Linked DNA regions of Homo sapiens: region 1 is linked to region 2. The links are chromatin contacts, found by Hi-C or POLR2A ChIA-PET in ENCODE. All regions are on one chromosome and are shown on one strand. Each heading gives the region's core, a stretch centred on a gene start or an enhancer-like site at or near the end of the contact. The rest is flanking DNA. Distances are from core to core; before and after follow the strand shown. Region 1 has its middle 42 kb from the start of MIR1265. Region 2 overlaps FRMD4A (FERM domain containing 4A).

What was found. Hi-C counts contacts between places; a loop is a spot of excess contacts on that map. ChIA-PET counts read pairs that join two places held with the same protein, here RNA polymerase II (POLR2A). Pooled maps may share reads with other maps.
Region 1: a pooled map shows a loop between it and region 2 (18-fold over the local background). The contact joins two enhancer-like sites. A Hi-C loop is called at or near these places in 9 of 50 pooled maps. POLR2A ChIA-PET finds 5 or more read pairs at or near these places in 2 of 52 experiments (A673 and T-cell).

What each region holds. Positions count from the first base shown.
Region 1 is chr10:14,476,384-14,481,504 of GRCh38, forward strand. No RefSeq gene overlaps it. Among named protein-coding and RNA genes, the nearest start is that of MIR1265, 42 kb to the left of the region's middle. Within about 2 kb of position 1,993, at least 2 of the 41 ENCODE cell types and tissues checked have a DNase peak (open chromatin) inside an H3K27ac peak, as active enhancers do.
Region 2 is chr10:13,657,272-13,661,922 of GRCh38, forward strand. It overlaps FRMD4A (FERM domain containing 4A), which reads right to left. Exons shown (of 25, transcript NM_018027.5): 20 at 3,045-3,282; 21 at 2,052-2,219; 22 at 1-251. Among named protein-coding and RNA genes, the nearest start is that of PRPF18, 73 kb to the left of the region's middle. RefSeq lists enhancers at 2,997-3,046, 3,377-3,436. Within about 2 kb of position 2,905, at least 15 of the 41 ENCODE cell types and tissues checked have a DNase peak (open chromatin) inside an H3K27ac peak, as active enhancers do.

The sequences.
Region 1 (5,121 bases), core at 743-3,242, 820 kb after region 2:
GTGCACCTCCTAGGAGGTTGCATGGGTTCATAGCAAAACGAGGTGCAAGATGGTGACAGAATTCCGTTCGCCCGAGGTCCAAAATTGCACGTTGCCTATCCCTAAATTGACAAGAATGCCACTGTCAGATTTTGAGCCTTTCTCCACCCGAAGTTTCAAGCCACTAGTGATGAACAGGTGTTCCTGGTCCTTGACTCGAACATCGAGAAAGACCTCTGAGTTGTGTCTCTTTGTAGAGAAAATAAAAGCAGTAAGGAGTCAGCTAAGGAATTTTCGGAGTCATTTCACTGCTGTGGGTGGGTCCAGGGTTGCCAGTAACATGTGAAATGCATTACTTTCCTTCCAATTTGTGGTTATGTCACAGCCAGCTAAAAAGACTTTGCCAAAACCTCAAGTAGATTTCCAGGGCGGCAAACTAACACGTCCATGATCTGATGAACGGCTTTGAAACTGAGGTGTCGGGAATTTCTGTGGCACCATTCCCAACACGAAGATGTGTCTGGGACAGCACCCCAAACCCCTTTTTCCTTTGGGCTCTCCACACTCCTAGCAAGGAGGAAATGTGGCCGTCATCATTCAGCCTCATGACTGTAAAACCCATTCAAAAGCTCTCAGTGAGGGTCCTAAAATGTGTGTGATGTCATCTCTTTCTCTGTGTAATCCACTTTGGAATGAGCTGAGGCACCTGTAAGGAATGTTGAATTGCACTGATAACTTGTACAGTTGTAAGCCACTTCCAAACTAGGTTCAAACTCGCTATGAGAAGACAGGGCCAGGTGCAGTGGCTCATGCTTATAATCCCAGCACTTTTGGAGGCTAAGGTGGGAGCATCACTTGAGCTAAGGAGTTCAAGACCAGCCTGGGAAACATAGTGAGGCCCCATCTCTACAAAAAATTTAAAAATCAGCTGGGTGTGGCATGGGGCATGTGCCAGCTACTTGGGAGGCTGAGATGGGAGGACTGCTTGGCCTGGGCGACAGAGTGAGATGCCTTCTCAGAAAAAAAGAAAAAGAAAAACAAAAAAAGAAGACAGCATTTGTTGACCAAGCATCTGGTCCTCACATTTTCTTTGCTACACACAGTTTATGCCGAGTGCAAAGCCACAGGATTTGGCAAAAATCCTAAAGGACGTAGCCATTGGATATGAGAAAAGAAACTTTGGTTGGGTTAGTCAGGGGATATCCTCGTCCTGAATTTGAGAAGGCTCTAACCCAAGGAGCTCCAGACAGGAAACTGGAAGACAAACAAAGGGAGAATGGAGACTTTGGGAACACCCCGTACCACTCTTAAACCTGGGCAGACAGGGCCCTACCCTCAGCCCTTAACTGTTCCTTCTCCCCCCATGACAGTCCTCATGGAGAGAGGCGTTCCCAAGGCCAAGGGAATACCCCAATCTCCAAGCTCATGCCTCTGCTTCTAGCCCCTGGAATGCTCTGATTAAATTGTCTGGTGAATCCCCCCAGGGCTGCCACTGCCCTCATCTCCATTCTGTGGTCTGCAGAGTGGCCCGAGCTATCTAAGTGCACCACGGATGAAGAGTAACCAGGGGCAGGTGTGTGCAGGGGAAGGGAGGGGATGGAGGCCCCTGTGATGCGGACGGTGGAGAGACAGGCCATGTTCTGAGCTCTGCCATGCCTCTTCTAGGAGTTCACGAACGATGAAGCCTTTAGCCACAAGGAGGCCATGGGAGAACCCGCCCCATTTCTCTCCCCTTCTTCCCTACTCCATCACCCGCAAGACAACAGACTGAAACTTTATGTTCTCATTTCATCCTTCTATTCTTTACTGTCTAACACAAGTGAAATGTTCTGTGTCTCATTTCAAAAGCAAACTTTACTCTTTTCCTGTGTCCCTGGACTGATTTCTTTTCTTGCCAGTTATTGACCCTTGGTGGAAAACATAGCACACCCCACCGAGTCTCTCGTCTCTTTTACTGGCTAGTTGCGTGTGAATAATGAAAGGTGCTTCATGGCTGGGAGGAGCCCTGTCCCTGGAGGGGTGAAGCCGGACCCGGATAAGTCACAGCTGAGCCACAGCAACTTGAGTAACCCTCGAGTTTGTATTCCCATATCCCTCATGACCCTCGGAGGGACAGGGGGACTCCATAACTTGCTCATATTCTGCAGATATTGCAGAGTAAAGCCAGTAACCCAACCCAGATTGCTTCCCAGATGGGAATAAGAGAAAAAGATTTGAATAAAATCACATGGCTAATTCAAGAACCAGATCGAAATAGAATAAAATTAAACTGGAACTAGGATTCAGGAGAAGAAAATAGTACTTTTTGTGTGTCTGTGCCAGAGCCTCAGCAGGGCAGGCTTGAGGTATGAGATTTAATTTGCAAAGCCACAAAGAATCCGCTAGTTCAAATTTCCTCCACTCCTCACTTTTTGTTCCAAGTCAGAAGCCACCAAAGCTGGCAGCCATCCCCAGGCAGGTCCACTGGATGCTATGGAGAGAGGGACCTCTAGTGTTGAGATACTTTTCTGTCATCCAGCAGCACGATCTGCTCTGGTCATTTTCTATTTATCTGTGATTTTTACAACACTGTTCCTCTGAGAAAAACCTCTATTTAAATGCCTAAAAGGAGAAGTTTTCTTTCACTTTTGAGAAAACTTTAAGAAATATAGGAATGGCAACATATAGGCTGTAACAAGATTAAGGAAAGTCTTAAGTAACCAAAAAATATGTGTTAAGCGTGTGGTAGCGTGTGCCTGTAGTCCCAGCTACTCAGGAGGCTGAGTCAGGACGATCACTTGAGGAGGAGATTTCGAGGCTGGAATGAGCTGTGATCACACCACTGCACTCCACTCTGCTCTGGGTGAAAGACAGGCCCCATCTCAAAAAAAAAAAAAAAAAGAAAGAAAGAAAAGAAAAAAAAAGAGGTGGGGAGCCTATTAAATCTTCAACCCTGGAATAGGTGCTGTATTAGTCTGTTTTCACACTGCTATAAAGATACTATCCAAGAGTGGATAATTTATAAAGGAAAGAGGTTTAATTGACTCTCAGTTCCACCTGGCTGAGGAGGCCTCAGGAATCCTACAGTCATGGCAGAAGGTGAAGGAGAAGCAAGCACCTTCTTTACATGGAGGCAGGAGAGAGAAGTGCAAGCAGAGAAACAACAGACACTTATAAAAAACCATCAGATCTTGGCCAGGTGTGGCGGCTCATGCCTGTAATCCCAGCACTTTCGGAGGTCGAGGTGGGCAGATCACTTGAGGTAAGGAGTTCAAGACCAGCCTGGCCAACATGATGAAAACCTGTCTCTACTAAAAATACAAACAAAAAAAAAATTAGCTGGGTGTGATGGCGCATACCTGTAGTCCCAGCTACTCAGGAGGCTGAGGCAGGAGAATCACTTCAACCCAGGGGCAGAGGTTGCAGTGACCCAAGATGGCACCACTGCACTCTAGCCTGGTGACAGAGCAAGTCTTCGTCTCAAAAAACAAAAACAAAAAACCATCAGATCTCATAAGAACTCACTATCATGAGGCCTGACCTCTGCAAGCTCTACTGTAACTGACCCATCCCATCTGACCAGAGTCCAGCTAAGGAGTCTGGGGTCTCTCCTGAAGGCAAATGAGAACCATGGAACTAGGGAGGACCAAGACAGGATGTCCTTAGGGTCCCCCATAGGGAGATCAAGAGGCATTTTTTCAGGACATTGGAGGACAAGACAGGGAGTAAGGTGATAAGATTTTCATTTTTTAAATACTAACAGGTGATTGTATGAAAGACGGATTGAAGGGGCACAGCAGTCTTCTTTGCATAATTGCAATCACACACCACTGAGAGACTCTTGAATTCGATTTGGGGAACCGTATCAACCAGAAAAGACCTGGAGTAAATATTGTTTTGGTTATCATTCCCAAAACAATATTACAATAAAACTTCCCATTACTCTCTAGAATTAATGATCATAGTAATAACCACCAAATCACAAATATTTATTGTGCATTTAGAATATTTAAGGCCTGGTTCTAAGAGACTTACATGGAAACGCTTACGAGAGAGACTCCCCGTTTAACAGATAAAGAAATCAAAGTTCCCAGAAGCTAGGTAATTAGCCAAGTTCATGTAGCTACCCAATAGGGGAACTCGGATTTCTCAGACCCTCAAGCCCACTTTTTTAACCCTGTATTATCTTCCATTTTCTTACTATTATTCAGGGCCCCTTGTTGATGATGAACACTCTTGCTAGAATGCAGGCCACTGTGTTGTCTGAGAGATTATACTACTGGGCATGGGACAGGAGGAAGACTCAGGTGATATCTTCGTTGCCAACGTGTTAAATGAAATCTGGAAAGTGTTCAGTGCTAACAGGACAGTGTTATCTGTCTCATAATATGCTGAGCATGAATCAGAAGAATATAAAAAGACAACTTCAAGGCCAAATGGAGGCAAAACTTACAAGATCCCTCCCACCCTCCCCGATTATCCTATCAGGGATCCTATCCGTGATCAGAGCATCTGGTTTGGGTGCCAGCAGGAGGTGCTAAACCAGGGGGGAATTATGAAAGGGTCAAAGAGAAAAGGGATTGTTTTCTTCAACAGAGCTTTTATGAAAAGTTCCCTTTGAGCTAGTCTTCCGCCATATCCATAATCTGCTCCAACATGGCAGCTGGTGTGAGGAGTTCTGTAAAACATCCTAGTCATTCTGGAAGCCAGGGAAGTCTCTGGCTTCTTGACAATAACTCAGGACTCTGAATTACTAATGGAAAAAGGAGGAATTCTGGGAGTAGCAAGCAGGACATTCATTAAGTCTGCCCATGGGTAGTAGCTTCGCTTTAGAATTGGAAGCCTCTCAAAGTCCTGAAATGCACTTCAAGAGCTGACAATGTCCAGAGCAATTGGGGCAATACCAAAGCACTTTGCGGCCATTCTCCAGAAGTCAAATGGCAAAGCGAGAACAGATTCTTCCCCTGCTCACTAGATAGAAGACCTTGTACTGAGGCCCGTGAGCAAAATTCTATTGTTGTGACACTCTATTACTTCCCAACAAAAATGAGTTCTCTTTTTTTTACTCCTCTCTGTCTTTTCTGTTACCTCCTTCCTTCCTTCCTCACAAGCTTTTTTTCTGGGGGTGGAGGTGTTGGGGGTGCCTTATGCCTCTTCCCTGGA
Region 2 (4,651 bases), core at 1,655-4,154:
CGGCCAGCGTGGAGTAGTTGGCGTTCATCTGCGCCGGGTAGTAGTGCTCCGAGCTCGAGTGGCTGGTGCACGACGAGCAGTCGTCCATGGGGTCTGAGCCGTTGCTGCTACGAGTCCGCGGGGTGTAGAAGTCGGGGCTCCCGGTGTCGTTTTCCGAGCCCAGGAGCTTGCCCTGGGACTCCAGGCTGGAGCTCCGGTGCCTAAAGTGCAGTGCGAGGCTGTGCAGTCGGGTGGGGCTGATGTCCACCGACCTGCCGGGAGACGACCCGGGTTGGTCTGGGGGTGGGGAGTGGGCCCAAGGAGGGGTGCTCCGGGGAGGAGGGGGTCCTGAGGAGGGCACTGGGTGTCTGCACGCGGGCGCAGGCCCCAGCCCAGCAAGCCAGAGTCTCACTCAGCAGGGCTGCCCCAGGGATCCGGGAACTGCCCATTGCGGGAGGTGAACCTGGGGTCTCCACCATGATTCCCAGTGGGAAGTGGGACTGAAGCTAGGACTCACAGAAAGGTTTCGATTTCTGGGTTTTTTTTTTTTTTTAAATAATTCTATAGACACAAAGAGAATCACAGAATCCTTAGTATCATGTTAAACCAGATAGGGCTGGGCACTGTGGTCCACGCCTGTAATCCCAGTGCTTCAGGAGGCTGAAGAATTGCTTGAGCCTGGGAATTTGAGACCATCCTGTGCAACACTGTAAGACCTCATCTCTTACAAATAAATTAGAAAATTAGCTGGGTGTAGTGTTGTACACCAGGGGTCCCAGCTAGTCAGGAGGTTGAAGAGGGAGGATCACTTGAGGATGCAGTAAGCTATGATCAAACCACTGCACTCCAGCCTGGGCAACAGGGCAAGACCCTGTCTCTCTTAAAAAAAAAAAAAAAAAAAAAAAAAGAAAACACAAACCAGATGAAATGTCCCTATTTACAGATCAGATAAAAGCAGTCCTACAGAGGCCCTTCATATTGTTTAACCAAATACTATTACATGATCCATATAAATAGACTCCCCTTTCCTGTGAAAACTGGGAAATAGAAGGTTGGTGGCAAATGAGATAATTAAACAATGAATGATGCAAATACTCACCATACCATTACTTTATAATTCATTCTGCTCGTTTGAGTCCACTCAGGGCTTAGGGAAGTGCAAAACAGTATCACATGGCAGATGATGTTGCCCGATGCTGGGACTGCATGTGAACTTCACAGCGGCCCCACGGGCCAAGCACAGGAAGAGGCGAGTCCCACTTCCGACTGCCACTCAGAAGGGGGATGAAAGCCCCCATCACGTGGCCCTCCGTGATCTGGTTTGCTTCTTTTTAGAAAAAGAAGGTGTGGCTAGGAGCGGTGGCTCACGTCTCTAATCCCAGCACTTTGGGAGGCCAAGGTGGGTGGATCACCTGAGGTCAGGAGTTCCAGACCAGCCTGGCCAACATGGTGAAACCCCGTCTCTACTAAAAAATACAAAAATTAGCCAGGCGTGGTGGTAGGTGCCTGTAATCCCACCTACTTGGGAGGCTGAGGCAGGAGAATCGCTTGAACACGGGAGGCAGAGGTTGCAGCGAGCCAAGATCGCGCCACTGTACTCCAGCCTGGGTGACAGAGCAAGACTCCATCTCAAAAAAAAAAAAAAAAAAAGAAACAGAAGGTGTGATTCACTGAAGCCTCATTTTTGCCTGGCTCTTTTGCTCTTTATGAATTTACATTTTGAGGCACTAAAGGAAGTCCAGTATAAATTTAGGCCTCAGTAGAAAGATAGAAGACCTCTTCCCATGCTAACCCAGCCAGCCTCTGTGGCCTCTGCTTTGCTTAGGAAACTTTCCATGCTCCCTGTCTCCAGAAGCCCGGGGATTCTTTGGCTGACTCCAAGTGCCCTGTGCATGGGTCTCTTGGCTAACGGGGGTTGACTGCTGCCAGCTTGGTTTTTTATTCCGCTTCATTTATCCTCCCAGGTTCAGGTCTGACTGTAGCTCATCCATTATTTGGGCCAGCTTGGGGCTGACAATGCCCAATTTTAAAAAGGAAGGCTTGGTCTGAGCAGGAAGGCCAGGCAGACTCACCTCGTGGAATGGACGTAGTGGGGACTCCGGACCCGCAGGTCTGGCGTGGACGGCATGCTGGACTGGGAGTTCCAGTGCGGGAGGCCGCGGATGGGGCTGTTCTGCAAGGAGTTGCTTCCTCCGCCGGCTTCCGCACAGCTTCCTGTGCTGGGGAAGCGCTTGTGGCTGCTGCAAAGCCAAGGATGCCACGTGGTCACCGCCAGACAGACAGCACCTTTCCTGGGGGGCTGGCTAGTTCAGGACAATGATCCCAGCATGTGGGGAAAGCTCGCCCGTGACTCCCACCTCGCTTGGTCAGACCTCTACTGTGGTTCTCAGCCTTTCCCCAGCAGGGGGTATGCCCTCCCCCCTCCCAACCTAGGCAATATGAGAGGAAAACCCTGGTCAGCCTTCTCTGTGTCAGGCAGTGTGACGGTCCTGCCCTTACAGTTTTTGTTTTCCAAGAAACAAATATTTACCTGTCCTGGCACCCCCCTTGGAGCTTGGTAGGGTGATTAAAGGAAATGGGAAAAACAGAGAAGCAGACCGAAAATGCCTTCCCCCCCAAAAAAAACCTCCCTACAAAGTCAGCCCGGTAATGAGCTGATAATACACAGCTTGGATTACAGCTGCTTGGCTGGAGAATTCTGCTGGATGAGGGGGTAGAGTTCTGAACCACTCTGCATTTGCTCCGAGTGGACTTTCACTTGCTATTTCAGAATAGCGCTGCCTGAGATTTCCTAATTAATTCCTCTGGAATTTAACAGCATTCAAACCATCTGCCATCACGTTGATTGTGGGCCAAAGCCCCAATTTCTCTGAGTCACAAAAATGTACCTCAACAGTGTCGGCAGCAGAGGGCGCTGTGAGCACGGCCCCGTGAAAGGCAAACCCCACGGGGAGGAACTAGGTTGATGTGGATTTTGTCACCGTGGATGCTACTTGGGACGGCCCTTTGATTCTTCCAGAGCATAGAGGGAGGCCTCATTTGGCCTCATTCACGATGCAGCTCACCTGGAATGGCTGTGAGAGGAGCGCTTCTTGACCTTCTCATAGGGTTCATCTAAAGAGGACTCACTCCACATTTTGGGCTTGATGGGTGACTTGTCATAGTCGTTGCGGTGATAGTGCATCTGTCGGAGTCCCTCCAGGGACTGGGGAGGAGGAGGCCTGTTGTGCGACGGTGGCCGAGGAGGGAGTCCCTTGTGAGGAGAATGTAGGGGGGATATTGTGCTGGTAACCTGAGAGTCTTCTGCACAAAGACAGGAAGAGAGGAACTGAGCCCCGGTCATCCTTCCCACAGGCTGAGACAGAACCCCTACACCCCTCCACCCGCACCTTGGAGCCACACAGCCAAACCCACACCTTCACCCCTGTGATGAGAAACCCTGAAACTCTTCCCCAGTTGCCAAGACAAGTCAAGACGAGTCAAACCAAACCAGGGCAAGCCAAACCTCCACTGCAGGCGGGATTGCATGGGAAGAGATGCGTCACTTTTGATTAGACACGAATGGAGTGAAGTCTGAACGTCATTAAATACCACCAACAAATGACTGCTTCACACTAAACAGCAAAATGTAGTTACTGCTGTAGTGCTAAGTTGTCTTTCAACAGATGCTAAGCATCTGATTCACTGTGGGAGGGTCTGAGTTCTGGGAGAGTTTTGTCTGTTTCATCTGCTGCTAGATCCTCAGCCGACACATAGTAGGTGCTTGATAACCATTGGTTGGAGAAGAAAAAATGAATGAGGGTCTATATGTCCATTGTAAATACCTGCTGGGTGGATCGGGTGTCTACTCTGCTTTTTTCCCCCAGAGCTGTGTTTATTCTCTTTTAATCTCTTCCTCTATATTTTAATTTTGAAACTGCCTTAACTTTTTTAAGGAGATGAGCTACAAAGATTATGTATTAATAAATGATTCCCTGCCTCCAGGAAAGAAATGATCTAACACGTCAGTGCGCTAGAGGACTTTCAGAAAAAGCAAATTCAGTGAGTCTAGGAGGTGCTGTGGGAGAGGCTGGTCTTGAAGGGGCTTGAGCAGTGGGCAGGCAAAGAGGAGGAGGAAGGAAGGGCTTGAACCAAAGTGTGGAGGCCCTGAGGGCAGGGTACCAGCTGCAGGCACATCTGGCCAGGCAGGGGCTGGTGAGGAGGGGCAGGGGGAGTAAGGGCAGAGCTCTGGCCAGCACAGCCGCCTTCTGTGTGCACCATGTGAGCCAAGAGCCCGACTGATGGGGGCCTGGAATTCCGAGTTGAGATTTTGAAAAGCCACAGGAAAACTTTGCGATGTCTTAAGCACGGATGCGTCGGAGTGAAAAATCCTGTTTTAGAACTATTCACCTGGCAGTGTTCTAAAACTAGAAAGGAAGGGAGAGAGACTAGAGAGGGGGATGAATGAGGACTTCAGGCTAGGGCAGGTCAGCATTGAGAAGAGAGAGGAGGGAACGATTCAGGCTTCACAGGGAAGGCAGACATGGGAGGTGGAGGGGAAAAAAGCACAGAAGCAAACCTTACAACCAACCAACTACCATTCACTTGCCCCTAAATCCATTTCCAGCGACTTGTTTCACAGCCTAATTCTCAGTCCCCCAGCCGTGGACACCCACTATGCACCCACTCCTCC